Linked DNA regions of Homo sapiens: regions 2, 3, 4, 5 and 6 are each linked to region 1. A link is a loop called in an ENCODE intact Hi-C map of the cell type or tissue named here. Cell type or tissue: heart right ventricle. All regions are shown on one strand. Links, peaks and the distances in the headings refer to the core of each region. The heading gives the core; the rest is flanking DNA.

Region 1 (5,509 bases), core at 944-4,943:
GAAATCAACATTCCTAATATTAGATTGCAAGGATGAAGAAGATAAGAATTTATGTCAACCATGCTATACATAAAACCCAGCAGATCATGAGAATGGGAGTGACTAATCCGTGCTTCAGCATAACGCTGTAGCCACCAGGAGGCTTAGAACTGTATCCCACTCTACGGCGCAAGCATGTTACTTGGCTTGGGCCAAGGACCTGACTCAACCAAGCTCCCATCCTTTGAAATGAAAATTTGTGAAATTTCTGTAAATGTCACCTATGAATCTACAAATTGCCCCCTGAAAAAGACATTGCATTATGTCAGTTAGATTTATTAGGTTGCAAACAAAGAAAATGACAACCTAGCTTAAGCAGAAATGAAATTTATCAAAAGGATATTGTGTAGCACACAGAAAGTATGAGATAGTTGGCCAAGCACACTCAAAAAAAGCAGCGACCATGTTCCAGGTAATAGGAAATAAAGAGCAATCTCTCCTGGAAGGCAATGTTGTTGCTTTTTAAATCATCATAACATTTAACTCAAAATTCATATTCCCAGAGGAAAGAGTCCTATGGACCCACTTCGGCACATCATTGGTTAGAGGACATCAAGTCCCTTGATTTAACGTTTTCCTAAGTGGACTCATAATGAGGAAGAGTTCTTAGGCCCAAGAACAAGGGTCTCTTATTAGATAGATTCAATTACATTAATTATAAATTAGATTATCTTAAATTGAATTCAGAAAAGAAGAGTTGATTCTAAAAAACAGAGGAAATATAAACATAGGGCCTTTCATTGGCCATCTAATATACCATATCAATAGACTTTTAGTAATATGGGCACATTTTTATTAAATTTAGGATTAATATTACAAATGAAAGTTCGTTTTCAAGGAGTGGAAAATAATTGTGCACTGATCAAGGGAACTGGTGATTCAAAAGAAATTAGGTTCATGTACATACTTGTGTTTATTGATTTACCCTAAAGTACTGAAAACAACCAGAGGAAATATTTAGGTATACTGGATGTGCTAGATTTTTCAAACAATTGAGAAGACTGGTGTGCTGTTTGTGACAGTAAAGCCAACCCTAAACTTCAATGGCATATAATGTTATTTTACCCAACAAGTTTCTCCTCCAAATTGCCTCTAAATTCCACCACCAGAGAACCACTGCTTTGGGCTGAATTTTGCCTCTCTCTTTCATTTATATGTTCATTTGTTTGTTTGTCAGCACACAAAAGCCCCTCTTAATTACAACCATCTATCAGGAAGGCATTAATGTTGAGTGCTAGTTAAATGCCCTTCTTCCTCACAGAAGGCAGCAAGGACATCTGGGGTGGGGCAAAGTTCATAGTCAACCAGAGGAACTGAAGAGGAACAGAGAAGAAAAGTACTGGAAACAGGGAGGCTCTCCCCACCCAACAGCCACTGCTAAAATTTTTTCAAGTTGTAAATAGATTGTTATTTATGCAGATACATAAACATACAGATGCCAAACATGCTCCCTCCATTATTTGTGTTTACTTAAATACACTAAATTTCACTTCCTCTGGGAAAGTTATTTCTTGCACTAAACTGTATAACATTTGACACCTACATGTAATACAAATATGTAGGTATCAATTCGATCAATTTAATAGATTTCAGTCGATTAAACTGCAAACTTGTTCAATATTTATTTGATATAAAATCTATAGCCCTTGATTTTTATACAAAATCCCTCCCCAAGTTATTTAAATCTTTATTTTGCTTTTGCTTAAAATACAGACCAACTATTTCCTGGAGCTAATTAACCAAGGCCTGTTACACATGTTGGAGACTTGACAAATCATTTGCTTTCCCTCACCTCAATTATGTCAGAACCTCTTTAATTTAACTTCAAATTATTGGCATTATTATAAAAATTATGAATTCAATCAGAATTATCTCATTGTTAATATATTGTAACATATTAATATTGTATTAACATATCTGCATTTATTAACATATTATGGTTTTTAATATGATAAAACATAGTAAACATTTCTAAAATTTTTCACCTATATCCATCGCAAAACTTAAATTTCATTACTTTTCAGTATGTTACAAAATACAACTTAACATTGTGGAATAGCCTGAATTTCTTACGGCAAAATTTTCTTTGGGTCACTGAATTTAATTAAAAGAAGGTAACAAGCTTGCACCTAAATACACAGAGCATGTTTAAGACTGTCTTCATAATGCTTAAACACCTTCTTAAGAATGAACAAAATATGCAACACCTTATTTGTGTACATGATCTTTCTAAAAATCTCTTTTCACACACTGAATCAACTGATTATTTAGCTTTGTCATAGTAATGATATTTTATTTTTTGATATATATATAAAACCCAAGATAAAAATAAAAATACTGTATATGTATATATATACATAAAGAACCTCTAAATAATACTTCTCAAGAGTAAAGACATCTGGGTATGCATAATTTTGAAGTTTAGTCGGGTAGTCCACAATATGCATTGTTCAAGTCTTTACAGTAAATCATATGTTAACACCAAAGTAAAATTTCATTGTAAAAGCAAGACTAAGAAAATAAAAGTTTAGCAACAGTTATAAAGTTCCAAATAATTTTAATGTAACTTTTAAGTTTGAAGGGGAGCGTAACTATTTACTGATGGAACATTCCAAACTGCATCGCCCCAGGGCTGAGAGGCAGCGCCATTACCTATTGTAGTTTTCTTCCGTCTGTCTCTCACTGTCTAGATTTTGATTTCAGATTTGTCACTTTCTCTTCCAGAGCAGTACACTTTTTTGACAGTAGAGGGCACTTTGAATTTAGAGAAAGCTCGAGAAATCTCTTCCTGAATCTTCATTCAGAGAGCTTTTGTTTGACTATAAAGAAATAAAATACAATTTTAGTCTACATTTTAAATGATGCATATTTTTAAACTATGTGATGCAAAAGTTTGTTTCTTTTATATGAATCAGTTTTTCATTTTGTTATTTTATAAAAATACTGTAATATGAATTTCATGCAATATTGCTGTATCTAGAAAAGATTAATGATTTAATAATATAACAAATTATGATCAACTCATGAGTCAATAAATCTTTGATTTTTCTCTAATGAAAAGAGACAATAAGGGATAAAACCCTATGTATACATTAAGTGAAACCTCAAAAAAACCACCAAAATCCTAAAATCAAAGAATAAAAATATAAAATATCTAAATGAAATCAGACACAAAAATTATATTAACCCAACTCACCACAGATATATAAATGCTTTCTTCTTCTTCTTTTATTGAAAAAATATTCTTAATGAAATATAAATTTGTATTTAATCTTATATATCATTTTATAAAAATTCCTTAATAGTACATTGGAAAAAACATTACAATGATCTATCTGACAATCAATTCACTTGTCTTTAAGAAATTTTTTTCAAATTTTTATAAAATGCTTCAAAGTGTTGCTGAAATTTATGTAAAATAATTTATCTAAATGTAGTATAATTGTTTTTCTAATATAAATTAATAACTTGATCACATTTATTAATGTGACTATACAATCTTACTTGTAAATATTCCACTCCATTTCAAATAATCAAAATATAAAATTAATGCATTTTGAAATTTCAAAATAAACTGTTACTTCTTTAATATTCTTTTGTTACCACATCAAATAATTACCTCTTCAAATTTAAGGCACTAAGTTCTTTAACATTAAAAAAAAAAAGTGTTTCCCCATTTAATTGAAACCAGTTACCCTAAGTGTACAAACTGAAAATTTGAAGTTTAACTTATTTGTTTGGTCCAACCAAAAATGCATCTACATAAGGATCATTGTGAGTCTAGTAGTTTCTGGCCTATGGAGAAACCCCCAGTTTTGCCTTTAAAGAGTTTATACTTAAAAACAGAAGAGGAAAAACATAAATCAATTTAATTTTCCAGCAAGTGAATAATGTGCCTAAAATCCTCGTGAAAAGCCCAAGTACATAAAGAAATACATAATTTAATGGGAGAGCTAAAGTTAACGTATATGAAATATTATAAGCTTTTGGATAGAATTTAGCAATCATTATAAGATAACCTTACTGAAGGTAAACAAGATGGCTCTAAATGCCAAAAAAAAGTACAATCAGTTTTGCCTAAGTATTTAATAGAAAGAAATCTACACTTTTAAGAAAGGTTTGTTGATATTTGCTTATCTAAATAAGGAAAATAAAGTTGAATGCTTCCACTCACCCTAACTTTCAAAAATATGAGAAAAAATAATATAAAGATGTATGTCTCACATATGACCTTGCCCTGTGTAATTTTCATAAGTGAAAAGCAAATAAACAGCAATTGTCACTATTCTAAACACACAGCTGCGTTCCATAATATTTATCCTTACTCCTTCCCTCATTTATTATTGCCGGTAAATTATGTATTTGTCACTAACACTAGCTGAATAGATTTGAAACAGTAAGTGTAACAGGCTCAAATGGACAGTGCCTATTATCTTTTCCCTTTTCTCTCCTGCCCTTTTATGGCCTATAACTTCATTCAATCTGTAGCTACATTTATGTTCCTTTTACAACAAAAAGGGTCATAATGCTGTCTCTGATAATACTGAAATTGCCTAATTTGTTCGTCTTCTTTCAACGCCTTGGAAATGGTCACCCTCTCCAGTTATGCCTGGGTTTGTCCCCATCAACTTTGAAAATTAAGGTCCTGTTTAGTCACTGGCAATCGCACCACCAAAACGCCTTCGGGCATTTTGTTCAGCCAACAGGGTGATAGAGGCCGAAGAGGCCCAGGTCTGGCTGGCTCAGGAAACGCACTCCTGAAGCCGCAGGCCCACCTACTACTACTAGAACAACCCCGGGTGTCATTCGCGTGCCTCTCGGTGCGGTGGGGGCGGACAGTTGCGCCAATCCCCGAAGCAAGGGAGGGAGCAGCGGGTCAGCTGACGCTGAGAAGGCGCGAGTGAAGGAATGAGAAGAATTTGCTTGCTCAGAAGATGGGAGCGATAGGGACTCCCTACTCTGACTCCTGGCGCGGACAGGCGTAGGGAAGAAGTCGAGCCTCCCCACAGCTGTTGCCACTCGGGCTGTCGCCGCGGCGGCCGCTGTTGGCTGCCGCGCCGCTGGGACTGAGATGACTGTGGCTGGGCCGGCCACGGCAGCTGCTTCTGCCTTGACTGCTGCCCCTGACCCTTCTGCTGTTTCTTCCTTGATTTTAGCATCAGCTTTTTCTTCTTCTTCTTTTTTCCCCACCCCGGCAGCACCTCTTGTAAAAAGCAGAAATAGCCTCTACATTTGCCAGAGAGCGTGGGTGCAGGGAGGGGAGGCTAAGGTGGAGTCGTTAGGGTCTCTAACGAGGCTTGGTTCCTGGGGCCCCTCCTGTCTTTTCTCCCGCTCCCGTTAGCATTTTCCTTCCTGCGGTAGCAATGCTTTGTCAGCCTCGTGCTGGGTAGAACTCCCGCGTAGTCTCCTCCTCCTTTCCCACTTGCAAGGAGGCTTCACCCCCTCATCCCCTCCAACGAGGAGAACAGTA
Region 2 (5,509 bases), core at 683-4,682, 710 kb after region 1:
TCCTGGGCCATGGATAGCGTAAATGACAGCTATGCTGCAGCTGAGACTCCAGGTGTGAGACTGAGGAGGACTGATTTAAGAATGCTGGGTAATCAGGAATGTATAGGCTCCTGGACTTTGTATCTTTAACCTCCTATAAATATCCTGCTATACTGTAGCAGGTATGTGTTTTTTAGTGTCTCATCACAAAATTAGCTTCAAGATGACGCCTGTTCCTTGCTCCCTTTTAACTACTGATGACTTCAGTTTCCTTCCTCCATGACCAAATGTGTGAAGTGCCCTGGCTGCTGTATTATGTGCCCACAATTTAATTATTACCTCATTGATTTTTCATGTATTTCAATTTTCTCTTCTTTAAGTCACAGTGGCTTTCCTGTTGGGGAGATGTTTGTTTTTCTTTATAAGATTTCCTTATGGAATCAATTGAACTATAAAAATGTTTTTTGTTTGCCTTCCATCCTCCCTGATCATGCTTCCATACCTCCTCAGGAATGTCGAATTGTAGTAGTTTGGAGGTAAGCCTGTCTGTGCAGACTATCCAAAAAGGAATCTTCTCAGTTGGTACAAGATTTTAAAAAGGAAACAATATTCCGCTGCTTACTCACCAACAAAAGGTACCTGGTTTTTAAATGGTCTCTCTTTAGTATGCATTAAAGATCATGCATAATTTGCATCTATTAGCATTTTATTATACCACTGGCACTGGGGAAAAGAAAATGAAAACAATTATTGTATCCTCAGAGGACACTTCTTTACTTATAACTATTTTACAATAAATCATTTTTGTTTATCAGCTTACTGGATGCAGCAAATGCAGAAACCCTGGAGACTGAGAGGGTTCTAAAAGCCTAGGAATTTACAGAGTGGCTCCACATGTTTTTACTGAAAGCTCTTCAAATACTTCTAACTCATTAAAATGAATTGTGTCAATTACCACCAGTAGATCTGGAAAACATTTGAATCTGATGGACGAGAATTACTCCCCATCCCCCACAACATACGCACAGAAATTCAGCTCTCCCTACTCCAAGAAAGTTAATGCAGCTTAAACAACATCTGAATAAAAAATAGGTCAACTAACAAGAATTCCCTCCTCAAATGAGAATAAAGTTGATTCTCTGATAGTCTGACCGTGAATTAGGGAGTCAGAGGTTTGGAGGAGAAACTCCAAACTGTCAAGATCTGTCAAGAGACAATCTGATCTGTTCCACTTCCTTCAGGAAGGATTTACTCAAAGCATCACAGACCCAAGAGTGGTTATTTTGTTATTAATACACTCATAAGGAGAGTAGGACAAGAAATAATGGTACAAACTCTTCAGGCATCCTCCCCACAGATTTAAAAAACATGATATTTCTAACATTCTTCACTGGTTCACTGGTCTTGACAATGTCCAAGCAAGCACTACAGTGCTTTTTTTTTTTTTTTCCAGAAAAGAAAGAATCCATCTATTTTTTTCTTTTACTTCTTATAAAGGTGACTTAAGTATTATTTTAGTGGCTAATGCAAAACTCACTGCATTCTACTATAAGTATTGTAAATGAAAACATATAGTTACGTAAAGTCAGAAGCAGAGAAAAATGTCCGAATAAGGCTAAAATGTTTTGAAGACAAATTTTAAGAACATGAGGTGTCAAATACTGAATTTAAAAATAGCATTAGAATACCAGAATCACCACATTAAGTTAGTATTCGTGATAGTGTTGAATGAAAGAGAGAGAAAGAAAGGGAGAGAGAAGAAATATCACTGAATTAAAAAAAATCTATATGTAGTTTGTTTTCAGGCCAGAAAAACATCTTGAACATAGCTTTAAGGATGGAATAGTAGATCTGTCACTACTAAAGATAACATACCAACTAATGCCTGCAGTTTGGAATCAAAACTGAATGAATTAATAGAAGTCTGCTTATATTACTGAACACAAATATAAAAATTTATGTTTTTAGGATGCCAATAATAAAATCAAATGATTGGCCAGGCGCAGTGCCTCACACCTATAATCCCAGCACTTTGGGAGGTCGAGGTGGACAGATCACGAGGTCAGGAGTTCAAGACCAGCCTGGCCAACATAGTGAAACCCTGTCTCTATTAAAAATACAATAAATTAGCCAGCTGTGGTGGCAGATGCTTGTAATCCCAGCTACTAGGGAGGCTGAGGCAGGAGAATCACTTGAACCTGGGAGGCAGAGGTTGCAGTGAGTGGAGATCACGCCACTGCACTCTACCCTGGGCAACAACACAAGACTCCATCTCAATAAATAAATAAATAAATAAATAATCAAATGATTAAAGAGTTTTGTTTTTTAAAAAATAGAATTAGTGTCACAGTTCTTAGTGGTGGTCTGTGGCTCACCAATATTTTATGAGCTTAGATATTTAGTAAAAGTGGATTTCTTACAATAAAAAAATGGTTATTTTTGACAACAAAATGTCTTGACTTTATGAATGTGCTAATTGTTTGATTTGGCCTCAGACGTTTGTTATTTAGGCACAGCACAGCGCATATAATTTCATTATGACAAATGTAGATTTTGGAGAACATAATTTAATAGACATTTATGGACAATGAAATGCTTATACAACTCTTTGCAACCAAATGTATCCATAATTTCTATACTGAGGATTTTCACTGTACGTCTATTAATAAGAATTAATATTTTCATCTAAGACCTTAAACATTGTTTACTAACTTTGGACCAATATCTTCTGTCTGTCTTATCAGTAGATTGGAAAATGGCTTTTCATATAGTAGACATTCACACCTCAAGGAGCTAGAGCAGCACATTTACAGATACACTTCTGCTAAGGGTCATCCCCCTGCCCTTGTTCTGCCACCTTCATTCTCTAAAACCAAATATGGATAAGGATCAAGAACAAACAGCAGAATTTTCTAGAAATACAATTTAAACATTTGATTCTCTTGGTAAGTGACGTTTTCTGGGATATTTTCCTCTTTGGATTGCTTCTTCTTTCTTTTGGTATTTCATGAAACTGTTGTTATATCTGAGATTTGGTGTTTTCTCTCACTTGGAAGGGCTTTCCTCACCTAGACAGACCTAGTAGGACTTAGTAGGACCAGACAAGGGTCCATGGAAAGGGAGACACTAAGCTCATAAAAGCTTGTTTCCATTATTGGCAGATGAGATCTTAGTGACATCCTGGTACACAGTAGGTCATGAGGGTAAGGGACAATATATGGATGTAGGGCTAATGTGTCTGCTACTAATAGCACATCTTTTTGCCTGGAGTGTCTCACTTAGGATCATGAGCTGGCAGTAGGTGGCTGATGAAGAATTTCAGATTTCAGGCAGTACTAATGCTTTGTTTCTCTATTTGAAAATGAGGGAAAATATCCATTTTTCAGAAAGCCCGAGGTGTTGTGGAAACAAGAGACCCAGACCCTCCACTGCAATGGTACCAGGTAGGTTCTTGGTTTGAAGGAACATCAAAACTATAGAGACATTTTCCAACTATTTTTAGGTCTGCATCCTTAGTTAAGCACTTGAAAGAATTGCACAGAAATATTAGAAATTCATAGACATGTAATTTTTTTTGCTCTTTTCTTGGGGAGGAATCAGAAAAATTTCTATAAATCTGTTCAACTAATCATAGACATATGTCAAGTGATTGAAAGAAATTAGCAGAAGTTTAAAGAAAATATCAAAATATGATCTGTTTGATCACTCCCTTAAGGGAAAATTTTTAATACATTATGAAGACAGACACTTTTTATTAACACAGAGACATGGAAATCAGCAGAATAAATACCTGAATTGATTATTGTAAATGCAGTTTGAAGAAATTTCAAATAGAGAGAGGCACAAACATTTGAAATCCTTTTAATTCAGTGCTTTCAAAAAAATCATAAAGACCAGTCATGTGCAGATTATAGGCAGCTGGTTTTCCTTTTGCTTTACCCTCAAATTCAAGGTGCTTCACCACAATATAGGAGCCTAATCAATATTCATTAACTGCAGAATCAGTTTTTTAAAATCCATCATTTAATTTGTTACATTAGAAGTTATGCAAATTTGTATAATTATGAAGAGATTTAGATTATAGAATTGTGTTTTACTTTGCAAATAGAAAAGCTAAGGCTGATACCAATGGCTGATTTTAGAGTGAGCTGTCTTACTAGTTCAGAATGATTACCTTTGGTTCCTATTCCAAATGATGACCAATCTTAAGACATGAACAGAACTGGTAATTAGGTGGCATACTTCCCCAGAAGATGGCAGCTACAATGCAAGAAAAATGAGGAGTGGGATCTTTACACTGTTTTTGAGATTTAATGATTTTAAAATTAAACACAGAAAAAGTCTTAATCTTATCCAATCTCCAAAGAGATTTTTTTGTTAATGTTGGAGTTGGTTTCTATCTATTGAACAGTTGAATACATATCATCCTTCCGTTTCTGAAACTTAAGCAAATGGACCAAGAGAATTGAGCACATTTAGCCATTCTTTTTTATCAGCCCAACACCCTTAAGCCAAGCACCAGTGGAGCCCAACATCATGGCACATTTCCCCACAATATACTCACACTCAACCACCACCTAGGAGGGAAAAGAGTGTGAGGGTTATTGAGCACTGAGAATTTTTCCAATGAATCACAATTATGTGAACACCTGTGCTAAGTTTGTGCTGATCCTCTGTGAAAATTTGCACAGTGCTCAACAGCCCTGAATATTTCTCATTTATTATCTCAGGTGGGGTGGTCTGCAACTGCACATTAGGTTGCAGTATGAAGCATGTAAGGACACACATCCAAGACCTCATCGAGGACCTTTTCATTCTACCTGCAGGGTACAGCTGTGCCTTTTAACAGGCTAGAGTTCTGCTTCTGAATGTCTGCTCAGAAAACTTAAGGACAAATATAGAAACCCTTCATCTGCAAGTAAAATGATTGTAGAAAATGCAATACATTTACTTACATTTCAAGAGAATCTATCATAGGATTGACATTGGGAAAAAACTAATGATCAATGATATTTTAATGAATATATAGGCTTATAATATGTTAAACTGAAAAGGTGTCAAAACTGTAAAGGATGAGAAAGAACTTTACACATAAACATACATTTTGAACGGCCACTAATCCCTCTTCTTAGGAAGTAAAAATATAGAGTGAAACTGGTCTAGATCCCCAAGAATCGGTAGGTTACTTCACTTTTGAAGTCAATGATTGGTAAGAATTGGAAAACAATTTGTGACCAGAATCCTCAAAATACTTAAAGCTTAGATGTAAGTGGTGAAATTGAGATCAGTGAATAAGCTGGATACAGGGTCAATTGTTGATTCCACAGCAGAAGTTCTGCATGACTCGAACAAGGCTTTCATTGAAACTATTCTCTGTCTTAAGAACTATAAACTACTATGAGGTCTCTGCATGTTAATACAGTATCAAGAATAGAATTTTCTTTGTAGCTCTGTAGACTTAATATTTACCAAAGACTCTTTAGTGAAATATATCTGTTACTTTGAATAATTAAGTTTAGTAGAAGATAAA
Region 3 (5,509 bases), core at 571-4,570, 160 kb before region 1:
CTTTTTAGCATAAGTTGTTGTGTTTATTTTATGAAAATATTTGGATTTCTATTTAAATTTCTTCATTGCCATCTCCCCTAGAGGTCTTCTTATTATGCTGCCTTAGGATTGAGGCTCAGGAGATCACCTCATAGTCAAGGCTCTTTTCTGATTTCTTATTGAGAAAAAGTCCTTTTGTTTTTATCTTTTTAAAATTCTGACTTTTACTTTAGAGTGAAGAGAGATACAGGAATTTTTTTTGCCTTTAATCAAGTAATGTCAAGAAAGTCAAAGGCTCAAATAATGAGTAAATAATGAGTTTTCCACATTTAAATATATGTGGAGACTAATTATATATGATACACTTATTTATTAATGAAAGTTATTATTGGAATTATTGTTTATCTCCACCTATTTAAGCTAAAGCCTCTACTAGATATTACTTTGTGAAAATGAATAATACCTATAATAATATTTGTTAAATAAATGGAAAGAGAAAAGATGTTTGGGAGTAGTGCCTAGAAAGAGTATGTTTGAAAATGTTTGGAGAATAAAGCTCCAAAATGCTTTAAGGACGAGACAAAGTTTAAACAAACTTTAAGATAATTTGAAAGGATATGACAATAGAAAAGATGGAATAGCCATTCTCTATAGTGTAGTCTGTATGTTCATCTAGCTGATTAGATGTATTAGACTGAAAAATGCAGTGGAACTGAAAAAGTGAAGTGTGATTTAAAGGGGACAAATAGGAATTGGATCTAAAATAGAGAACAAAAATGTGAAGCCCACAAATGTGTTTCATTTAGTTTGCATTGAATTGGTTCCAATTCCTTCAGATTAGAGAGTCCACATAAGAATCCTATTTTCATCTTCCCTTTACAAAGCACAGGGCAACCCTAGGAAGCTTCCCCTTCTGGCAACAACCACTACAGCTAATTAAAGGCTACCTACTTTGCATGGGGCATGCTCTCCAGAGTTCTGCCTAATGCCTACTTGGCTAATTTTTAAATTTAAGTTACTTGTGTGGTCTCTGTAGACACTTGGGTTTTCAAGTCCTGGCTTTAAAGACTTAATCTTTCATCAGCTTTATGGTATCAGCATCCCTTTCTATTTGAATCTATGTGGTTTCTAAGTTGTGTTAGTAAGTAATACCCAAACCAGGATAACCATCATTATCACCAGGGGAGCTTATTAAAATTGTGGATTCCAGTCATCTCCCTTCCATAGGCGTAGGGGAGCATGAGAGACATATATTTAACAAATGTCCAGATGATTCTAATGAATCTAGTTTTTAACGGGCTTCGGAAATCACTGAATGGGGATACAGCAGCAGGTATATTCAGTCCATTCTTGAGTGTGAGGAGCCGAGCCTAAGCTGTTTCTAATTTCTTCACAATTGTGACTGTAATAGCTCTGGCTCCTTGCCAGTGGTCCTGGGAATCTTGAGCTATCCCATTGGATGCTCTGGTAATGGATGTTATCTGAATACTGAATATGAATTTAAAGAATCCCTATTATCATTTAAAAAGTACCTGTCTTCTATGCACCAAAAGCCAAATATCAGAGGAGAGCTATGTCATTGTAATTAACCATCACTGTCTATTAAGTCCTTATCATTAAGAATTTTCAAGATGGAGAATATCTAATCTAAATATTTCAGATGAGAAAATTGAGACCCAAGGAATTAAATGACTGACTCAGGGTCATACGATTCAGTAGTAATAGAGAATGTTGAGAACTCCAATCTTCTGAGCTTTCTTGTATCATAATGATTCACATCCATGTAGAAAGGATGGATTATAGCACGTATATTCTCAGGGGCCACTGTTGTTTAGGGCGAGTTGAGTTCAAGGTTAAAGTGATATAGATTACAGGTGCAAAAAATGCATTCTGCCACCTCCTGCATTTTTCAGGTGTAAAAAGAACTCAGATCTGCAGTTTAGCTTACTTTTCCAAACTGAAAATATCAATTTAAGACTTGTGCATATTTTAGAACAAAATCTGTAACATAATATTAATTTTTCTCTATAAGGGATGAAACAAATATCTAAATTATTAGGACCAATTTACAAGAACAAAGACAACCGTCTTACTAAAATAGAAACATGTTTAGAGGTTAAAATTGATGTATTAATGTAATGTTCCCTGTGAACCACCAGATGTCACTATTAGAGTCATCATGCATCACCTTACAGTAAATTATTAGAGATTTTAGCCTCAGCCAATATTAACAATTTTGTGTTCATGTTCATTGTGTAGATCTTGCAAAATACCTTTTTCTGTTTTTATAAAGCATATGCCATTTTTACCTTTCATAATTGTTGATGTGAAGGATATGAAATCAAGAAACAAGAAATAATGTCCTCAGCCTTCAAATATGAGCTTAGGTATAATCATTTGAGAAAGATAAGCACCTTGTGAAAGTCTAGTTCACTCCTAAAAATCAGTACTTTTAAAAACTATCTTTTTTCCCCAAAGTTGGAGGTCTAATACATTATTACAGAATAATTATTTCAATTAAATTTAATTCGATTACAATTTAGAAGTCATTGACTAAAATTTGCAGGAGTTTAAGTCAACGCTGGAAGAGGTAAATATTAAAAAAGACATGAAAGTTATTTTTAAGAACCTTAAAATCCATTGGAAATGTAAAAGCTAAATTAAGATAAAATTGTAAAACTATGGAAATAGAATGAGAGGAGAGAGTGCCATTTAAATTGGGGATTGAAAAATTAGGGATGTTGGAGATTTTTTTTTTTCGGTAGGATAGGGAGGGAGGGAAGGAAGAATACAAAAGATACACAATTGTGACAGAACATGTTACATTCAGGAAGTTGTGTGACTCTAGAGCAAAGACTATGGTGGGTAGCAGTAAGAGTCTACTCTAGGAAGGTAAATTAGAACTAATTAATGAAGAACTTAAATGGATACACTGCTATTTTATTTTTGATAATAATTTCAATAATAATAAATTAATAACATTGCTAATTTTGAAGAGGGAAGTCATGTGATCTAATTACTGTTTTGCAGTCACTAGCCACATGACTATAGATGGATGCATGGATTGGAGGTATCAGAGACTAGACTTAGGGAAACGAATGAGGAGGCTCTTGAAATAATGAAGAGCCTTGGGTAGGAGAAAAAAAGGGAGCATAAAATAGAGAAAGTGGATGCCAATGAGAATTACAAGTGTTCCGCAAATTTTGACCTTTTAAAAGTTTTGCCGCCACTCTTTTTGGGGAAGACTTTTTGGAAGGCCACTCAATTCAATTGGTGGCAGAGTTAGGAGATTTTGTTCAATTAAAAAATGCCAGCTATTTATAGGGTTTCAGTCCTCTAAAGATTTATATGATTAATAGTATTAAAACATTTGCAGCTCAAAAACATCTGAAATTATCCTATAAAGATAGTTTTAGAACACTGTAATTCTTATAAACTAGTGATTCCAAATGCTACAAGTGAATTTGAACCAGGATTCAAATGTAAACAAGAAAATTGATTAACATGAAATCTTAGGTCAATATACAAATACCTTCTTCCTCAAAATCTGTCTCCAGCTGTCCTGCCACAATGCTTGAAATACCCACTTCCCAACCCACTAATGATTTGGTTCTCTTAATTAAGGTATTACATTTCTGGGACCGCATTCATCCATGCAACAAACATTGATTGCCTAGCATGTGTCAGGATTCTGCAAGTTCTTGGGGATACAAAGACGAATGAAATGAGATACCTGAATTCAAGGACCTCATAACTTTACAATGGAGCTAGAGGTGTAAATAAATAATTTCCATACAACTTGAAGTATACCCCTGTGGCTTTGGGAACATAAAGAAATTTACTAACTTTGGAGGAAGGAGGAAGTAAGGAGAGGGAGCTCAAGAAAAATGATTCTCAAGGTATCTGAAAAAATGAGAAAATCCTCAGGGCAAAGATTACTCTGATAAACTAACTCCCTATAGAATAAGAAGGACATAGGATGCTATTAAAACACCCATTAATTTACTGCTGAAATGGAGAAAGTAGTGTGACTATCCCTCCCAGTTTCCCTGACACAGCCCTGGTTTTTACTTATTGCTCTCCTTTCACTCTTAAAAATGTGCTAGCTTGGACAATAATTTTATTTGTGTGATAAAGCATATAAAGAAAGTCATAATAAAGACATCTGTGAGTGAATTGTCATCAAGATCAGTAGGGCACGTAGATCCAATGGTCAAGATGTAGTTATAATGGCAGGACAGGCAAGGAGTCAATGGCTAGAAGAGCCAAAAGAAATAAAATGAAGATCAAGGTATTACTGCAGGGTACTGTTCATCTGAAACATGATGAAAGTGTTGGCATATTTGTCTTGTCACATGTGGGGAAAAGGGAGGCCTGGAAAGTAATAGAACACAATGTTTAAGTGGAGAGTGTTGGAAAGCATGAAAGGTCTTTTATGTCTTATTAAGAACTATAAAATAACTGCTAATATTTTTTCAGTGTCTACTGTGTTGTAGGTACTGTACTAACCACAGGATAAGAAATAAACCCCTTAATCCTTACAACAACCATGTGAGGCATATGGTAGTCATTAAGGATGTTCGCTGAATATTTCAGGCTCTGCAACTTCTAGGCACTTAATGAGATTTCATTTTTTGGTCTCCTAGTGTTGAGTAGGGTCATATGACCAGTTAAAGCATTTAGTTATAGTATTAAGTTGTGGCATTATGACGTTAAGATGTGTATTTTTTTAATTCATATTACTGACAAGAAACTGATACTCAAAGGTTTAAGTAACTTAATCTAAGGTTACTAGTTGGTAAGTAGTCAGTGAATGGTAAGTAGATATGCCAAGATTAGCACCCAGGAAGTCTAAACAGATATAAACCTGCAGACTCTATTGCTATACAATATTGGATCACAAACACCCAAGACTTAATCCTGTTTATCCTAAATGACTCATACTGATGGTATTATTTCTCCTTTTCTTTCCATCATTAAGTCATTATATCCCCCTTCTCACAGCATAGACACCAAAAAGAAAAAAAGTCTAAGTAAAAAGGAAAAAACAACCTTTAGGATATTTGTCTGTTTTTGTTTACTCAGAAGTTGAAGCTCAGAACTCTAACAGATAGACAAAGTGTGATAGGTATACAACATGACCATTATGCAGCAGTTAAAAACAGTCAATGAGCTGTATACCTAAAACCTAAAATGGGTACTAAAAACATGGTGGATAAAAGTAGAAAATGGAAAGTTATCTAACAATATCATTCATGTTAAAATATATCCACATAAGTCAATATCCACCTACCAAGAACACAATATAATAAATAGCTACACATTTAAATGGTTGCTCATTCAGAGAGTGGTAAATGGGATTGAGGAACGGGGATAAAATGGAATTTTTAAAAGATAAACAAATCAGCCAGCCATGGTGGCTCATGCCTATAATCCCAGCACTTTGGGAGGCCAAGGCGGGCAGATCACCTGACGTCAGGAGTTCGAGACCAGCCTGGCCAACATGGTGAAACCCCGTCTCTACTAAAAA
Region 4 (5,509 bases), core at 488-4,487, 790 kb after region 1:
TAGCAAGAAGCTCTCTATTAAATGATGCAGTGAAAGAGTAATAAACGACTAATAGAAGTACAACTACACTTATTGTAAATATTTATATTTTATGCTTTCATTTTATTGTATTGTACATGTAATACGGTATTATTATATCCCATGATATATATTATATTTTGCCTATTTCTGTAAAGCCTTAAGTTTGTATTCTTAATGATGTTTATTAAGCACATAAGCTCCAAGAAGGTAAAACACGAAAATGCTAAAATTACTCTTTATAGTGGCTATTCATACTCTTGAGGATGCTTATTGTTTGAGAAAACATTGTGGAGAACAGCAAAGTTTCAATTCTTAGTCTAACAAATATTTACTATGTACCTACTCTGTGCCAGACAGGTGATAAGCAACATAGAAAAGATTATTGCATTAGGGAAATTATAAGCATGTTCTATAAGACAATAAATGAGTAAGCAATAAATAAACTAGATTATTTCAAATGTTGCTAAGTGCTATGAAGGCCAGATATGACAGAGACCTAATGTGACAGAGAGTAACGGAAATGGAAGAGTTTTGGACTGGAAAGTGAGGAAAGGCTTCTTTGAGAAGGAGAAAGGCAGGCAGACAATGGAATGGTAAGAAGGAGCTAGTCTTTGGGAGAGCATTCCAGATCCCGAAGCTGTAATGAACTTGGTATTCCGGGGAAACAGAAAGCTAGAGAGGCTGAATTATACTAAAGGAGGAGGAGTGTGATACAAATTAATAATACTATAGCTGGTCCCTGGACTAATAGAGGAGAGAAACTAAGAAGAAATTTGAGAAATAAGAATGCCCCTGAGCACTCCTAAAAAGATTCTTTGATTAAATGAATCTGAGACAGATAGAGAATAGAAAAAAGTCATTCTTAGTTATGTGTTTTCATCTTCCTATAGTTGGGATTGTCTTCCAATTATAAAATTAGCAGCTCTTTGTCAAAAGCTTTATCTGCTTGGAAACATTTTATAAACACCTCCCAGTGTTCTTTACATCACCTAAATTGCCCTCAAATATCCTCAACATCATGTAAAACGTGATGTTATTCTGTACTTCCTTGCCACAACTTGCTAGAGTCCTGATAGAGACAGAGCCCTAAACTCTAAGAATGTCAAGGTGGGAAGGAAGCTTGATCGGCTGATCTTGTGTTTGTCAATGAGGGGCATGCATCAGAATCCTTTATGGAACATTTTAAGATTATGCAACTGAGCTCCACTTTCTAAGACTATGATTCAGACAACCTAGGCATGAGATCTAGTAGTGTATATAGCAATTAAACAGTTTTAAAGCTAGAAGTGTTACATATTCCTAATTGAGAGACTCATTTTTCAGTAATAAAAAGAGCAACCAGAGTTAGAACCAGAACTTTTACCTCCTGATTTTGAAGTTTTCATCACCTTCCCCCCCAATTGTACATTTTATTCTTCCTAACAGTCTGTATTGAATAGTTACAAAAAATGGACTTATAGCCCAAAGATTCCCACTTTAATTTTCTTTAGCATCTTTGGATCATGCAATTTTAGAGTTAGAAATCTTTGCAACATCAGTTATCAGTGTGGGCAGTCAAAGAGAAGAAAGGAAGAAAAAGGACTTGAGTAGTCCAAATAGATGAAATTATTTCCCATGGTCATGCAAGTTTCCCTTAGGCCTACTCTAGGCTTTTGACCACTTTTGTAACTTTTCATAATGACCCAGTGTAGAGAAAAAACATGACATATATTTGACTAGTATGGAAACATTTGTGGATTGAGGAAGTGGAGAAGAAATGGTGTTTACCCTTCAACAAAACCTAATTATAATTATGCTTATTAGTTAATGTGCATAATGCCATTCTTCTTTTACCTAGACAGGGACTAAACATTAATTTTTTTCTGAATGAATAATTCTCACCTTGTGTCTGAATACTTAAAGTGACTTAAAATATAGAGGGTTTTCTATGCTGGACCAAATTTCCTAGTCTCTTTTTGGCTGTCACTTGTCCCTGCCTCTGAGAAATGAAGTATAAAAGCAGCTAAGAGTCTGCTCATTCCTCTGAAGCCAGAGGTAGAAGCTATTTGGAAGACATTTTGTTTCATCTCTTTTTAAACTTCTTTAAAAATATTTCTAGAGAGGGTAGCTAATAATAAGATAGGTAGGTGGACGCCAGGGAGTTAACTAAAATGTTCAGAATAGCACTGAGTACAATCACATTTAAAAATAGAGAGAACAAGCCAGGAACAAAACCCCACTAACTCAGTATATCTAGTTCAGATGTGGCTAATGTCCCTATTTAGCATCTTCAAGTTGCTCACATTTTCCTCAGCAAACTAAGAATGCGTCTCTAGCACTGCGGAGCCTGCCAAGTCCAAGGACATGGGAATGTGAATTATCAAACAAGCTGGGGATGAAAGGTGCTGAAATCATCTTTTTAGAATATTGCCAAAAAGCAGCTTGAGTTTTTAGGGTGCTAATTGCTGAAATATGTTTTAACTTCCGAATTCATTCTAAGCTTGTGACCCACTAACCAAAAAGTAAGAAGGATGTTGTCAAAAAAAAAAAAAAAAAATTTAAAGCCCAGCAATAAGAGGGAGCAGGGTAAGGAAGGCTTCCTGGAAAGCCACTTTATACCAAAAGAAGTGTATTTTATATGTGCCATATGGCTACACAATTATAATTGACCACCACAGTAATTCAGTCCTTTACTGATTTTCTCAGCCTATGTCTTTTCTGAACAGGGATAGGTTAGCCACGATCTTGAAAGTGAGGCAATTTGATAGCCAATTTGAATTCATTGTTCTTCTTATTACTGTATCTCTTAACTTTTCTCAAAAGTTATATATGCCCTTTACCTCATTTCAACCTCACAATAATTTATTAGAGCAAGTAAATATCTCTATGTTTTTCTGCAGATGAAACTGAGGCACACAGAGCTGGAATAAGTTGCCTTAAAAATAATATCTCTTGTTAGGGGCAGAATCTGAGCTGAACTGGAATCTCTTGCCTCACTGTGAGACTATTCCAATCCATACCACTGTCACTAGCCTTAAAGGTTCCAGGAATATATTACAAAAAGAACTTGGAGAAGTTTATTTTGATTTTTGAAAGAAAGCTCCAGCTAAATGATATTTCTGAAATAGTTTATTAGACAGCTCTGTGAGAAAGGAGCAGTACCAGATAAGGGTCTCTTTCAGCATTATGAATTTAATATCACAGAGGGATTTGCAGGATGAAATTATCCAGATTCACTGCAGACACAAGCAGGCAGTCACTAAATATATGAATTAATGCTCAGCTCTGGATTGAGTAGATATAAATCGAAGTGTTACTAGTCAAATATACCTGAATGCCTTATTTCTGTTTAATTTATTGGAGAAGTTTCATTTTAAATGTGACATTTCCTCATAACACTTTCTAAAAAAGACTTCTGAGGCATTTTCACACACAAGATATGGTACTGGAACTTCACTTTGAAAAACACTCTTTCTAAAGCAAAACTTTAGAATTGATTAGTTAAAATAACATATGAAAGGACGGAACCAACTCCCAATTACCAATAATAATTAACTTTGTATTTTTGTAAGATCTGTGTTTAAATTTTATTCCAAAGATAGAGGCTCTGTTATTTAGCTAAAGAAAAGGTAGGAAAAATAGCTGGTTGAGAGATCTCTATATGTTCACACTTTGATCCACCCTTTCTGCTCCCAATACATAATACCAGGTAAAATTTGAAAGGAGAAGACCAAAATATATATCTCTGCTTTAAAAGAAGACAAACACGGCTGGGCGCAGTGGCTCACGCCTGTAATCCCAGCACTTTGGGAGGCTGAGGCGGGTAGATCACAAGGTCAGGAGATCAAGACCATCCTGGCTAACACGGTAAAACCCCGTCTCTACTAAAAACACAAAAATTAGCTGGGCGTGGTGGTGCATGCCTATAATCCCAGCTACTCGGGAGGCTGAGGCTGCGGTGAGCTGAGATCGTGCCACTGCACTCCAGCCTGGGCAATAAGAGCGAAACTCTACCTCAAAAAGGAAAAAAAAAAAAAAAAAGACGACAAACACTTCTTGGAGACAGTGGAACAGAAGTGCAAACTGGTGAGTAGAACTGAGGCCTGTTGAACTTAGGAGTTCAGGTACAGGGGAACAAGGTGGGTTAAAAGTGTTTCATCTGGGGCAATAACAGGACATGGGAAGTGGATTCACTGCTTCAAGCCAGGAGCTTAGGCAGGAGCCCACTGCCCCATTCATAAAATGAGGCTAAAAAGAAAAAAAAATAGAAAAGGAACAGTTGCTACACACTTCCCGAGGAGATAGGAGGGCACAAATGGAGTCCCAAGATCAGGAATGAACAAAACTGTGTAACTTCTCCTTGGACATGTCTACCATGTCCTTAATATCTCCACCGACCAGGTACATGAAAGGATCATTGAAATACTTGGTTCCAGATCAGAAATCCAAGGAATTGTGCAGGGTCAACCATAAAAACAATTAGAAAGGTAAATGAGGATGGGTGCATAAGAAGCTTAAGGAAGAAAACAAAGTTAACAAAATAGTTTCAACACAAAGTAAGTCAGAAAACAAACATCTCAAACATATAAAAACATCTAAGTTTAAAAGAGATTTTTAAAATGCTAAAGTATTTGATCAGAAACTCTGAAACCTTACTACATAATGTATCATCCTTGGACTAGAAACATCAACATCACCTGTGAGTTTGTTAGAAATGCAGAATCTCAGGCCTCAGCCCAGACCTAGTCAAAGTCCACATTTTAATATAACCACCAGGCAACTCATATGTACATCAGTGTTGGAAAAATGCTGCTAGAGAAGATAATATATTTGTTAAATTGTCTGACAAATACTTTAACATAAATATCACTACATTTCTCTGAGAGATGAAGGAAATAAGTTTCACTTAAGAAAGAGCAAGTAATTAAGAAACAAAAAGAGGCAAACATGATATAGTTGCTGGTGGATAAAAAGAACCAGCTCAGAGTCTTGAAAGTCAGAATTACAGTCTCTGGGGGGAAAATCAATAGCTTGTATGTACTGTTAATAGATATAAGTGAAAAACATTAGTGAAATTCATGAATTAAATACTGTTATAGGGTATTTATACGAACATGGTCTGAGAGAGAAAGAGAGACAGAGAAGTTGAAATACGTAGACTGAAAAACTCAAAACTCCAATTTATACCTAAAGTTCTAAACGAGACTGAAAGGAATAGTAAGAGTATTATGTTTTGAAGTTATAATTTTTTAGAATCGAAAAAATATATATAAGACTTCACATTGGGAATATATCCTGAGTACTAAGTAGAATAAATAAAATGAATCCACATTTAGAAACATTGCAGTTAATCTTCAGAACATCAATGATAATGAGCAAATCTTAAAAACAATGAAGAAAAGAGAGATGACCTAAATAGAAATAATAGCCTATAACATGTGAGTCATCAGCAATAGACACAAAAGGGTAATAGCTTCCACATGCTAAGGTAACACAACTGATGCCAGTT
Region 5 (5,509 bases), core at 799-4,798, 1.1 Mb after region 1:
CACTCACACGTACACATGGGTGTGTGTGTGCATGCACACACTCACATTCATTCAAAGGAAAAGACGGTGAACACCAAAGGAGGTGCCTTTTATTTCCCCAAAGGTGAGTTGCTGTGCAAATGTCACATCATCGTTGCTTCTATAAAATTCTAGGTTTCTGATTTTTACATTTGCACACAGACCCCTGAAGTGGTGCTCTCACCTGAACACAGATGGACAAGGAAACAGCACACTATTAGACTTCTTTCTGGGGTTCCAAGCTCCCTCTGGGATATGGCTGTTGGATGGTTTTTTATTTCGCTCTTTCTTCACGCTCCACTAGCCAATCAACACCTTTCCTCTCCTAAGTTCTGAGTACTGTAAAAAGCTAAGGGGGAACTTAGATCAGCCCTTCAAAATAATACTAAGGAGGTGATTTATAATTAGCATGGATCCACTGATCTACTTTAAACTAAGGGCAACTCAGTGAGTCAAGCTTATACTTAGCTCCCTTTGTAAAAGTCAGAGCACCACATGTTGTCCCAACTAGGTATTCTTCCTCTTTTAAAACTTAACAAGTCTGTTTCCCTTAAAGTAAAGCTGGGTTTCTTTAACAACTAAACTAGCTTTCCAATTTTCAAAATTAAAAATGTAGAATTAAACTTCACACATTTTTCTCTCTACCCCATTGTTTAAATCCTAAAACCGTATGACAAATCTTTAGCTGGAAGATTTCAGTTAATATACATGTACACAAATGTCCAGTTTCTTAGAAGAGACTAACAAAAATTGCTTGGGGAAAAGCATACTCATATTTATTATGATAAAGTTGGCAATGTCCATAAATAACAGATCTGATTTATTAACCTAGAGTTAGAATTACATTAAAGGGCAAAATACAATGAAATTTTACAATTACATGTCTAATAATTGAAGAACTAATAGGGTGGTGTTTAATGCATCTCTATATTAATTTAAATGATATGGTTTACTAATTTTTTTCCTAAGTTGTATAAATGCTAAAATTGGCTTGTAACACTGGAAATGGTAATGAATTTCTCTTATTTTTTAAATGACATTCTAATCATTACTCTAAATTAATATACTTTTACAGAATAAATTTTCTACAGTTACCCCTTTGGTAACTAACTACATATAGCACACATCTGTAACACTTAAGTGAACATTAATTAGTGCTAATTTACAATCAAATTCCAATGGAGAAGCAAATTACGCTTTCTTGAACATCAAAAGTCTTTATCATGACCATTATAATGAAGAATGCCAGAACATCTTAATTATTTCTGCTTATAAATAATGTTTTCCACAAACCTTAAAAATGCGGAGTACTTCAGAAAGAGAAAAAAAGCTAGTCTCATTATTATTTAGTTTCTACTTAGTGCTAATCCAGTTCATTTCATTGAGTATCTTTCTCTTTCCTTCATTATAATAGAAAAAAAGATCGCCTGAAAATTCACGAGTAAACTTTTTCCATTGGGCATACTGTTTGCAATCTTTTGAAATAGCTTTAAGTATTATGACACTGCTGCAAGACTTTGCTACATAAATCTAAGATTGTCCATAATATTCAAGTTTTATGTGAACCAAAAATTAAAGTGTAAAATATTTGCTTCCTTACATGTATCACATTTAAATAGATTCATAGTTCTAAAGTAATATGCTTCACAGAAGAAAAATAAGTAACTGACACATAGAAACTCTCATTTGGCTCATTCCAAAAATGTGAGTAATTGCCAATAAGGCACTGAAAAGAAGAGAGAATTAAATTAAAAGTTCAATAAACACTGATCAATATGCTTGTAAATACCAAGTCTATAAAATGATCTTCCCTTTAAATGTAGTTATACCACAGGTACATGTTCTGTATTTTGGAATTTGGCTGATCATTTTAAAATCTACTTAAATTTGTTTCTAATAGAAACATTCCAGAAATCTAGAAAGGCTGCCCAAGAAGATTTCTTTTTAAAAAAAGAAAGAAAAAGAAAACAGCAGCCTGGATTCTCTAGCTATCGCTATCTCCTGGTTTAGCATTAGCTCACAATCAGCTGAATAAAGAAGTCATCCCTGTCTAAGATGTAAATAAATCACAAGCCTCAGTTACTTTACCACTAGCTGTTTGTCATTCAGGAAAATAATGGTTAATCAATGTCTAATCAATGAAGATGTGTAACATATTAGTTTGCAGTCCTTCATCATCCTATTTTCTTCAATTGCCTGGGGGTTTGTGTTCAGTACTTACAGAATCGATTACAATTGAGAATGATCATTCAGCTCATGTTGAGAGCTGTCAGCTGTGCTTTCCACAGGGCAGCTTTACTCTTGTGTTTAATATGAGATGCTAATATTTAGCTGCATCCGACAACCTAGGTTCCATGGTGGAACATTTTATGAGAAGTGCTTAAGTAACTAATTGTATCACTACATGTCACTTAATGAAACTAAACTTCTCCTGACTTCACAATAATCATAAGCATTACTGGCTTGCTGTGGAAAATTAAAGAGAAATAGCTGCCTGCTTGAGTCTGATCATGCCTGCAGGGAAGGTCTAAGAAAGGCAACTACCAATGACGCCTTTATAAATAACTGCAGGGGGTGGACGGGGGTGATGATTCTACAATTTCATATAAAACAACATTTATAAGGATGCTGTATCCTCATGTGCAAGCATCCCTGGATGCCCACAATACCTCACAAATACCATGAGAAAAGTTGGACTGCAGACTCTTGATACATTTCCTTTAAGAAACAACCTTTTCTGACTCTGCGCATTTAAATTCCAAATAAAATGTTAATTGCCTGACAAGCCCGTTTTCCTTGTCATTTATAAAAATGTATACATCCTGAATAAAAAGTGGGAGAATACTTAAAAGAGTAGGAGAAGAATCTTGATTTTAACAACAAATAATTGTCACGCTACGGAGTTCTTGGCTTTAATTGCTGTTTTTGTGATTTGTTTTGGAAGTTGGGCTGATGACAATCACAGAGCCCAGTGTTAAAAACTAATAATGATATAGTATTTCATTCGAAACATTTTTGGATCTTGATAGTATTGATTTGAAAGAACAAGTTTAGGCCACTCATTGTTAGTATTAGTTCCAAGAGCACCCTCTAGTGCCCACAGCTTTGAAGAACCCTGTGGAAGGCAGAAAAGTCATTTGTATGCAGCTCAAGCTCATTGACACTTGCTTTATAGGCCAATATTAAGAACCTTTAAAAAGTATATCTGTCATCAAAAGTGACCTAAATGTGCTCTTAAACTTAAAAATGTTTTAATATTATTCTGTGATCAAGCATACTGAAGAAATTTAAAATGATCTAAGATTTTCTTTAAGTTATAATAGTGCATTAACTTTATTAGAGTATTGCTTCAGTAATACATTGTCAAATTTTATGGATATTTCAGGAGATGTGTTAATTGTATAAATTGCTGGGATAACTGAGAAAAACTTAACTAATGACAACACCTTAAAGAAAAAGGTTACTTCACACCCAAAGCCATAATGTACAATGAAAGATTGAATTTACATTGTTTCCAGTAACAGTGAAAAAGAAAAAAAAAAAAACTTTATCTCTGAATTCAAATTTTTAATTAATCTTATTTGTTTTAATCAATACCAGTTGTAAAGGTGAGCAAAAAAGACCCCATCAAATGATTAAATGATCACTTTTGTTTGCTCTCAGTTTTAACTCCCTTCATCTCACAAATAAATCACATAATAAACCTGCGTACAATGGGCCTGCTGAAAAAATGAAAGAGTATCTGTAAAACACTGGTTTTGTTTATATTTTGAAATAGAATTTCATGGTTGTAAATAACAAATACAGGAAAGACGTGTGTATTCAATTTTAAATCACAGATACATCTTTCCAGGTTGGTGTACTAAAGATGTAGTAGAGGAATTCAAAATTATGGATTTATAGTAATGCAATCATAAATGGCATTTATAGAAACAAACTACTTAGTTAACCTGACCTAAAAAACAAAAATCTCAGGCTTTAAGTACATCAAAACTGCCAAACCAACATAGTTTGTGCTTAAGCACACAATAAGGAAAGACTGAAGACAAAATTGCTAGAGGCACCGAATTCCAGAGAAATTCCCAACCCACAAAATTGCTATAATTTTATCAAAATATACATGATAGTGTTTTCCTCTTTTACACCCACATTTCTTATGGAGAAACAGTTTATACATTTACATTCTGAGATGTTTCAGCAAACTCTGTTAGATTATTTCTTATGTATCTTTCTAGTGACAAATAGAATGTTTGGAAAGAAAATAAAGCTAACACGTGCACAATACCTCATAGGTAAGTCTCCAGATTGGGCATTAAAGTATGTGTTACCTCACATAGAATCAGATCAAGCTCTGAATTAAACGTGGTCAACATTTTCTAGAAGTTACTTTTTTTTCCTATCACTCACTTTGCTCAGAATATGGGAAAACCTGTTAGCCGGATGTCTTACAAGCTGGGTTCGCATATCTGTGCAAATATTTATAGTCTTCTTAAATTACCTTTTTACCATCAGCAGTTCCTAAATCAAGCACATACACTATAAAAGGCAAACCAACAAAGAAGTATGTAAAAGATCTTCATCTACCTCTGCACGGCTACCAGGGGAGGTGAGCTTGCCCCACGAATGCCTACACTTTGATAGGAGAACTGTGATAACGATGAAAAGTTAATAGATTTTTATCTATATGAACGTGATGATCATAGACCTTGTTATTTTTATTATTTTTAAGAAGGGAATTGGTGCTGCATGAATATGAAGGCATATATTCACAGAATTTCTTAGATTTATAGGTACAGGAGCTACAAAGACTTCTCTTCTTTCTGAGGTAGATAAATTGAGTTCCATGCAGTTTACTACGTAGGGGTCTTTCAAATGAGACCACAAAACCTCAAATCCTTCCTCTTCTGTGTGGACATTAAAGATCTCATAGCAATTTTCATAAGAGTAGGGGTTTGTCACCATGCCACTGGGCAAATTCCTAGGACTTACCTTAAAGTCAAGCAGCCAGCTTCTCTCCACAGGATTTTAGTGTATTAGATACCTTGAAAAGTTCAGTATATTTACTCAATTTATTTAAAATGTTCTCCTAATGGTTCTGAAATATATTTTTAAGCAAAAAGGAACCAAAGGTCTCCTTAGGTGAAGTTACAGTAATGTTTGTTACATGAAATCAAACTTCCTTCCAAAATATTTGATTAGTCCCTTTTGAACACAAATGCCTACAGTATTAATTTTATTTTAAAAACAAAAACAACCAACATATAATAAAAAAATCTTATAATCCATGATCCATGCTTTCTGATACAGGTAATGTAAAATAAATGATATAATCTACAAAACAATGACAAATGAAAGACTTGGAAAAGGTTATGGTTTGACAAGGTAACATTTTTGAAATCTGGACACGAATCAAATTGATGTAACTATTGGTGATGCAACACTCTCTGACACTAAAGTCTTTACCACTGTCTAAAACATATAGAAGAGCCTA
Region 6 (5,509 bases), core at 860-4,859, 120 kb after region 1:
CACAAAGTATATTATTTACATTTTTTGATATGTTACATTACATTACATTCTGTCATGTTGCATTTCATCACCAATGGACAGAATGTTGCATAACCTCATATGACATGATGACAGGTCTCATTCATTCTGTCTCTCTCTTCCTCTCTCCCTCTCTCCTCTCACACGTGCTCTCTCTCTCCCCCTCCCTCCGTCCTTCCCTCTCTCCATCTCTGTGACACATGCACAGACACACACACACACACACCACAAAAACGTTCAGATCAGGAGGTGAGTCTAAGGAAATATTTTGAATTTTGGCCCCTGTAAGGATCCTGGAAGCCCTCCAATAGTGACATTTACAACTTCACCAAAGCCATGGTCCTTTTATGACAATAACACCAAATTGCCCTGTACAGAGATGCATAAGCTTACTCAATATATATTTTGCCAGCTGTTTGTAATTATTTTTAAATGTGTCATTATGATGTACAGTGAACCACAAAAGCACATGTTCGGTAATGTAAAACAACAATATGTTGCAAATTAGCCTCCTTTAAAGAAATATTCAAAAAACAAATTACAAAGTTTAAAAATACACCATTGGATGCATGTCCCTACATTGCTCTGTGCTCATTTCTGAAATGTGGTTGGCAGAGGGACAATAATTTGTCCTTGTTCTTGAGACTGGCAGGTGTCACTTTGGCCAGTGTGGGATGTGAGTGACAGATATTTTACTGCTGAAGAAATGAGAATGCAGAAATTCAAGAGTACCTCTGGGATTTGCCTGGTCATTTGTGGGCAGCGCAAGGGCAGGGCGGGCTGCGATGCTAACGTAGAACTGCTTGTTGTTGCGACCGCTGCGGGCAGCTGCCGATTCACAGCATTTTAAATACTACTTCTATTAACAAGGCTATGTTTCTGCTTTGATGGAAGCATGCAGAAAGCTGCTCGCTAGGCTGTCGGCTGTATACTAAACTGCTCTAATTGCTTTCCTATGCTTTATTCAGAAATCTGGTAAAAGCTGAATTTGGTAGCAAATTGCTTACAGATTTAGCATTTTTGAACATAAAGGTTTTCATAGATGTTGATATAATCTACCAAAAAGCTGGAAGCTTATTTTCCTCCTCTACCCAAAAGTATCAAATTATTTGTTTTACCAAAAAAAAAAAAAAAAGAAAAGAAGAAGAAGGAAAAACTCTGGTAGATATTTAAGTGATGATCATAGAAAATAATAACAAAATAGAAGGCAATTCAGGAAAAAAAGAGCATTTCTCTTTTCTACTTGGACATAATTGGAAACTTACGTTGTTTTGGCTCGAATCTAATTTTAATATAGGTCAAAGAGAAATTGAACATTTAAATTATAAAAGAGCCTCAACTATATTTAAACAATATTTTAAATACACTTTTTAGGTTCACTATTCTCTATGAGATAAAAGAAGAAATTTTTTAAAAATATAATAATTCAAATACATTGATATAAATTTTAGGGTGTATAAGGGTTAGAAGAAAAAGTGAAAAAAGTCCAGATATTTTTACAAACAAATATCCTCCAAAATCCACAGGCATATGTTTAAAATAGAAAGATAAAAATCACTTCTTTGTAAAGTATAATGCAAAACTTATAATGCACTTATATTTTTAGTACTCTTTATGGTGTTAAGATTACAAAGAAGTGACTCTCTCTTGTTTTAGGACTGAGTCATCCCTGACATTTACATATTATAAACACAATATTTGAATTTCCCTTTTTAAAAAAATATTATATTAGCTATACTAAGTTAATATACTTTTTTCCATTGAACTTACAGAGCTCATGGGCGTTCACTTAAACTAAACTGACATAGGGAAGATACATTTTAAAAAATCAAAGCTCTCTAGTATGACTGCTTAAAAGAACAATTATGATATACAAGCAATATGAATACTAGGTTTTGCTTACAAAGATAGTTACCTGCCTTCATTTTCTATTAATTTCCATCAGGGCACTACCAAAATATTACCTGGCAAAATTAAAATGAAAACCGTATGTTGATGAGGGAAAACATATAATGGCATAGCACATTTCAACGTTCAGTGAAAGAGTTAACACTGAAAGCTTCTCCAAAGAGAAAGAAGATATATTGATTCAAATGTATATTAGAATATGTTGTTCAATGTCATTTGCCAAATGTTTCAATTTTTAAATAATCACTTACGTTAAATAAATAGAAGCATGCATTCAAACAGTGTGATATGAAATTAATACTTTGTTGTAATTTTAAGAAGAGGGATAAGATTTTCCCCAAAAATGGAATGAAACTTCTGCATAAAAACCAACAATATACTGAAAAATAAACAGTTGCAATTACTTTTTTTCCTACTTAGTAATACAAAGATAAATTGTTCTCTTTGGAAATCAAATATTTTCCTAACCACTGTGTTTCTTTAATTAAACTGTATTCTTTATAGTGATCAAACATAATTAGCAGTAACAAGTATTTAATGAAAACAAACTGCTACTCCCAAACCTTTACTACATGTTTTGTTTAAATCCCACAGATGCTCCAAGGATTACTGTATCTCCGTCACAAGTACAAAAGCATACACCCTCCCCACTCTGCCCACCCCAATTTGCCAGGAGCATTTAAAACAACAATAAAAACAACAAAAACTTCTATAATTCCAAGGACTTTAGTTCACATTCAAATCCTGCTCCTCAGCTCAAGGCATCACTTCCAAAGAAGCTTAACACTTAGCCCTTCAAATATTTTATAGATTTGTTCTTCAGAAATCCCACTTGATATCTTCATATAATAAAGCATTACCCTGGTATCTTTGATTATTAGTAAGTGGTCAAAATAGAAAGAAAAGTGCCCATGCTGGACTCATTGACAGCTAGGTGATACAGCAAGTCTTCTGTAATTAATTGTGAGTGAAAGGGGGTTTGGTTTTGCAGCCTCATAAAACTTTTCCCACATGGCTGAACCCACGGTCAGGAGATGTTAGGCAACATTAACTGCCTGCACATTTCTGCAAGGCTCTAGAGGAACAGCTAGGCACTGGGGCTCCAATCCTGAGAACCCTGGGACATGAGACATCAGCATCTACCTTTCATCTTAGCTGAGATTTGGAGTGGGTTCAGACCACAGAGGCTCCTTAATTCTCACTAATTCATTTGCTTTCCTGATTCACTTGGCTTGGAATAACCTGAGAATGATAATGAACCTGTGAGGGGAGCTCTTAGTCCCTTGCCTTTGAATGTGCTTGGCACGGATCGAGGGCTTTCTCTGAATCTTGCAAGAGGAAAAGAATCTTATTAGCACTGATTGCTAGTCATGAGGTTTCCTCTAAAAATTGCTCATGTGTTTTAACTCTTGCTGCTTTTTGAAAAGTAGAGTAGTGAGGAGGGAAAAAAAGTTGGGCTTTTTAATACAAATAACGTATGTATCTAGAAGCTGGGGTTATATTTTAGGGGTGTGATTTAAACCAAATCCTAGCTGCCAGCTTTTTCTTGGACTCTGAAAAGCAATCTCAGTGTTTCTCACTGTTTTCTACAACTGATGCTAAGTTCCTTTTCATTTCCTGTAGATAAACACATTCTTGCACTAGAGAGATGGGGTTTTTCAAAAGAGCATCCAAATCCTCTTTTTTTTTAAAAAAAAAAAATCGTTTTCAGACTTAATGTACCGCAGGAGTTGTCAAGTTCACATACATTTCTTGTGGTTTTGGAATTCTGTTGAATTGGCACTTTTGCTTTTACAATTAGTGTGTTGTGGACCTTTAGCTTCTACCTAGGTAAGAATTTGTGCTTGAGATGAAAAAGTCAATAAATGAACTGGGCAAAGTGGTGTATCTTAGTGAAGCAATAAAAAGGGCAATTTGGGTCTACTGGTCTAGCTGAAGGTGGTCATTCTTTAGATTTTGAGATACTAAACTACTGACCAAATTATTCTCTTGTTCAGTTGTAACTGTGATTTCACATGTACAGTTGCACAGACCCTCCTGTGCACATGCTAACTGAGGTTATATGCAGCAGCTGCAATGAAATAGATGCACCAAGGGGGAGCAGGAGGCTTGACTCAAGAATTAGAAAGGGACTTCAGTGGCAAGGCAAAACGATAACACATTCTGGTACTTTACAAAAGGTACATGACCTCTGATGTCATGTGCTTATCCACCATTTGGGGACTCTCTTATCAAGATTTAAAATTTCCTCCACAATCTGAGTGACCAGAGCAACCCATGACATCCATCTGTAATGTTAGTAAATTTGTAGTATAGGTACTGGGGCACCAACCTAAGCCATAAGTCATCACCTCATTTTGAGCATACAGAATACCTGAATGCTAAAGCAGGAGAGATCTTTAGAGTTCATCCAGTCCAACTCATGGGGATTTTAAAGATGACAAAATTGAGAGCCAGTAAGTTTGGGAGATTTGTCCAAGGTCAAACAGCTGTTTAATGATAGAACTGTGAAGAGAACTCAGTATTCGTATTTGAAGTTCAGTGCTCTATCTGAGACAATGCACAAAGAGTGCTAGAATTTCCATACAAACTGGTTTGACATTGCAATGTACATGTTCAAGGGTTTAATGCTAATGGAAAGTATTTCAAGAGGTAATCTGTCTTTTCAAACCTTACCACTGGTCCTCTCTATTGACTTTCTATGGCCTCACACCATTACCTGTTTCAACTTTTACTTTTTCCAAGGACACCCCTTTTTATTTCTTCCCAGCCAGAGAATGTTTCCACTAATTAAATAAGTGGACATCAGGGATCACATTTTCACTTATTTCCCTTTCTCCATAATCTCACACTATTCCCCTCTGCTCTCTTTCTTCAGCACTGGGGCTATCCTTATTTCTGGGCAGCACTTGGCAAATGTTTACTAGAGTAACAGTTTATTTACAATTTATTTCTAATTCTATGAAATCACTAGTTGGTGTAATTTCACAACATCTGTGGATATGCAATTTGAGAAATATTTATGAAAAACACATCAATGCTTTCATCCTGGGGGCATGGTCATTTCAAACAACATAGACCAGTGAATAAAAACGGCTTTGGGAGCTGACAAATCTGAGCTGAAATCCTGAGCCCCAATACTTACTATGATCTTAAGCAAGGTATTTAACCTCCCTAAATCTCAATTTTCTTTTTTATAATACATGAGGCTTCAAAGTCTTGCCACAATGCTTGGCATATAGTAGACTCTCAATAAATGTTAGCTATTATTGTTATCATTATTATTATTACTATTATTAGCGACATTGTTTTCCTATTAATATAAATAATAAAAGATCCATTTATGAAGCATTGTAAAGCTCAAGTAACTGTGGATTAAATGGACTTGAGGGCTCTCCTGGAGTAAAAGGTGAGATATAGAGGTGAAATTCTACTTCAAGCATTCCAGCTTGAGAACTTGAAAGTGATGACAATACTTGTCACACCCTAAAAGGGGGAATCTTGGAAGCAGATTTCAATGAAGTGGCTTTGATAATTGTGGATTTGTGTCAGGTGAGGGCAACAGAGAGCTATCCAGGCAGAC

What was found. A loop is a pair of places that touch in the nucleus more often than their neighbours do. Peaks named below come from ENCODE experiments on the same cell type or tissue, not always from the same donor. Only the 100,000 strongest peaks of a DNase experiment are listed, where the experiment ranks them.
Region 2: it touches region 1 in a loop (6-fold over the local background); 61 of 110 quality-filtered maps call a loop at or near these places.
Region 3: it touches region 1 in a loop (2.3-fold over the local background); 12 of 110 quality-filtered maps call a loop at or near these places.
Region 4: a loop joins it to region 1, with 2.3 times the contacts of the local background. A loop is called at or near these places in 7 of 110 quality-filtered maps.
Region 5: it touches region 1 in a loop (6-fold over the local background); 50 of 110 quality-filtered maps call a loop at or near these places.
Region 6: a loop joins it to region 1, with 4 times the contacts of the local background. A loop is called at or near these places in 17 of 110 quality-filtered maps.

The regions. Positions count from the first base shown.
Region 1 is chr2:163,343,396-163,348,904 of GRCh38, forward strand. No RefSeq gene overlaps it. Among named protein-coding and RNA genes, the nearest start is that of FIGN, 390 kb to the right of the region's middle. RefSeq lists an enhancer at 4,584-5,183. In heart right ventricle, for the core only: CTCF peaks have their summits at 2,779 (motif pointing right) and 2,984; a DNase peak (open chromatin) is centred at 4,936; H3K4me3 peaks cover 433 bases; H3K27ac peaks cover 1,365 bases.
Region 2 is chr2:164,054,907-164,060,415 of GRCh38, forward strand. No RefSeq gene overlaps it. Among named protein-coding and RNA genes, the nearest start is that of FIGN, 320 kb to the left of the region's middle. In heart right ventricle, for the core only: no CTCF peak of the experiment used is centred there; no DNase peak of the experiment used is centred there.
Region 3 is chr2:163,180,811-163,186,319 of GRCh38, forward strand. No RefSeq gene overlaps it. Among named protein-coding and RNA genes, the nearest start is that of KCNH7, 340 kb to the left of the region's middle. In heart right ventricle, for the core only: a CTCF peak has its summit at 2,133 (motif pointing right); no DNase peak of the experiment used is centred there; H3K27me3 peaks cover 978 bases.
Region 4 is chr2:164,132,226-164,137,734 of GRCh38, forward strand. No RefSeq gene overlaps it. Among named protein-coding and RNA genes, the nearest start is that of FIGN, 400 kb to the left of the region's middle. In heart right ventricle, for the core only: no CTCF peak of the experiment used is centred there; no DNase peak of the experiment used is centred there.
Region 5 is chr2:164,427,263-164,432,771 of GRCh38, forward strand. No RefSeq gene overlaps it. Among named protein-coding and RNA genes, the nearest start is that of GRB14, 190 kb to the right of the region's middle. In heart right ventricle, for the core only: a CTCF peak has its summit at 3,114 (motif pointing left); no DNase peak of the experiment used is centred there.
Region 6 is chr2:163,466,652-163,472,160 of GRCh38, forward strand. No RefSeq gene overlaps it. Among named protein-coding and RNA genes, the nearest start is that of FIGN, 270 kb to the right of the region's middle. In heart right ventricle, for the core only: a CTCF peak has its summit at 3,179; no DNase peak of the experiment used is centred there.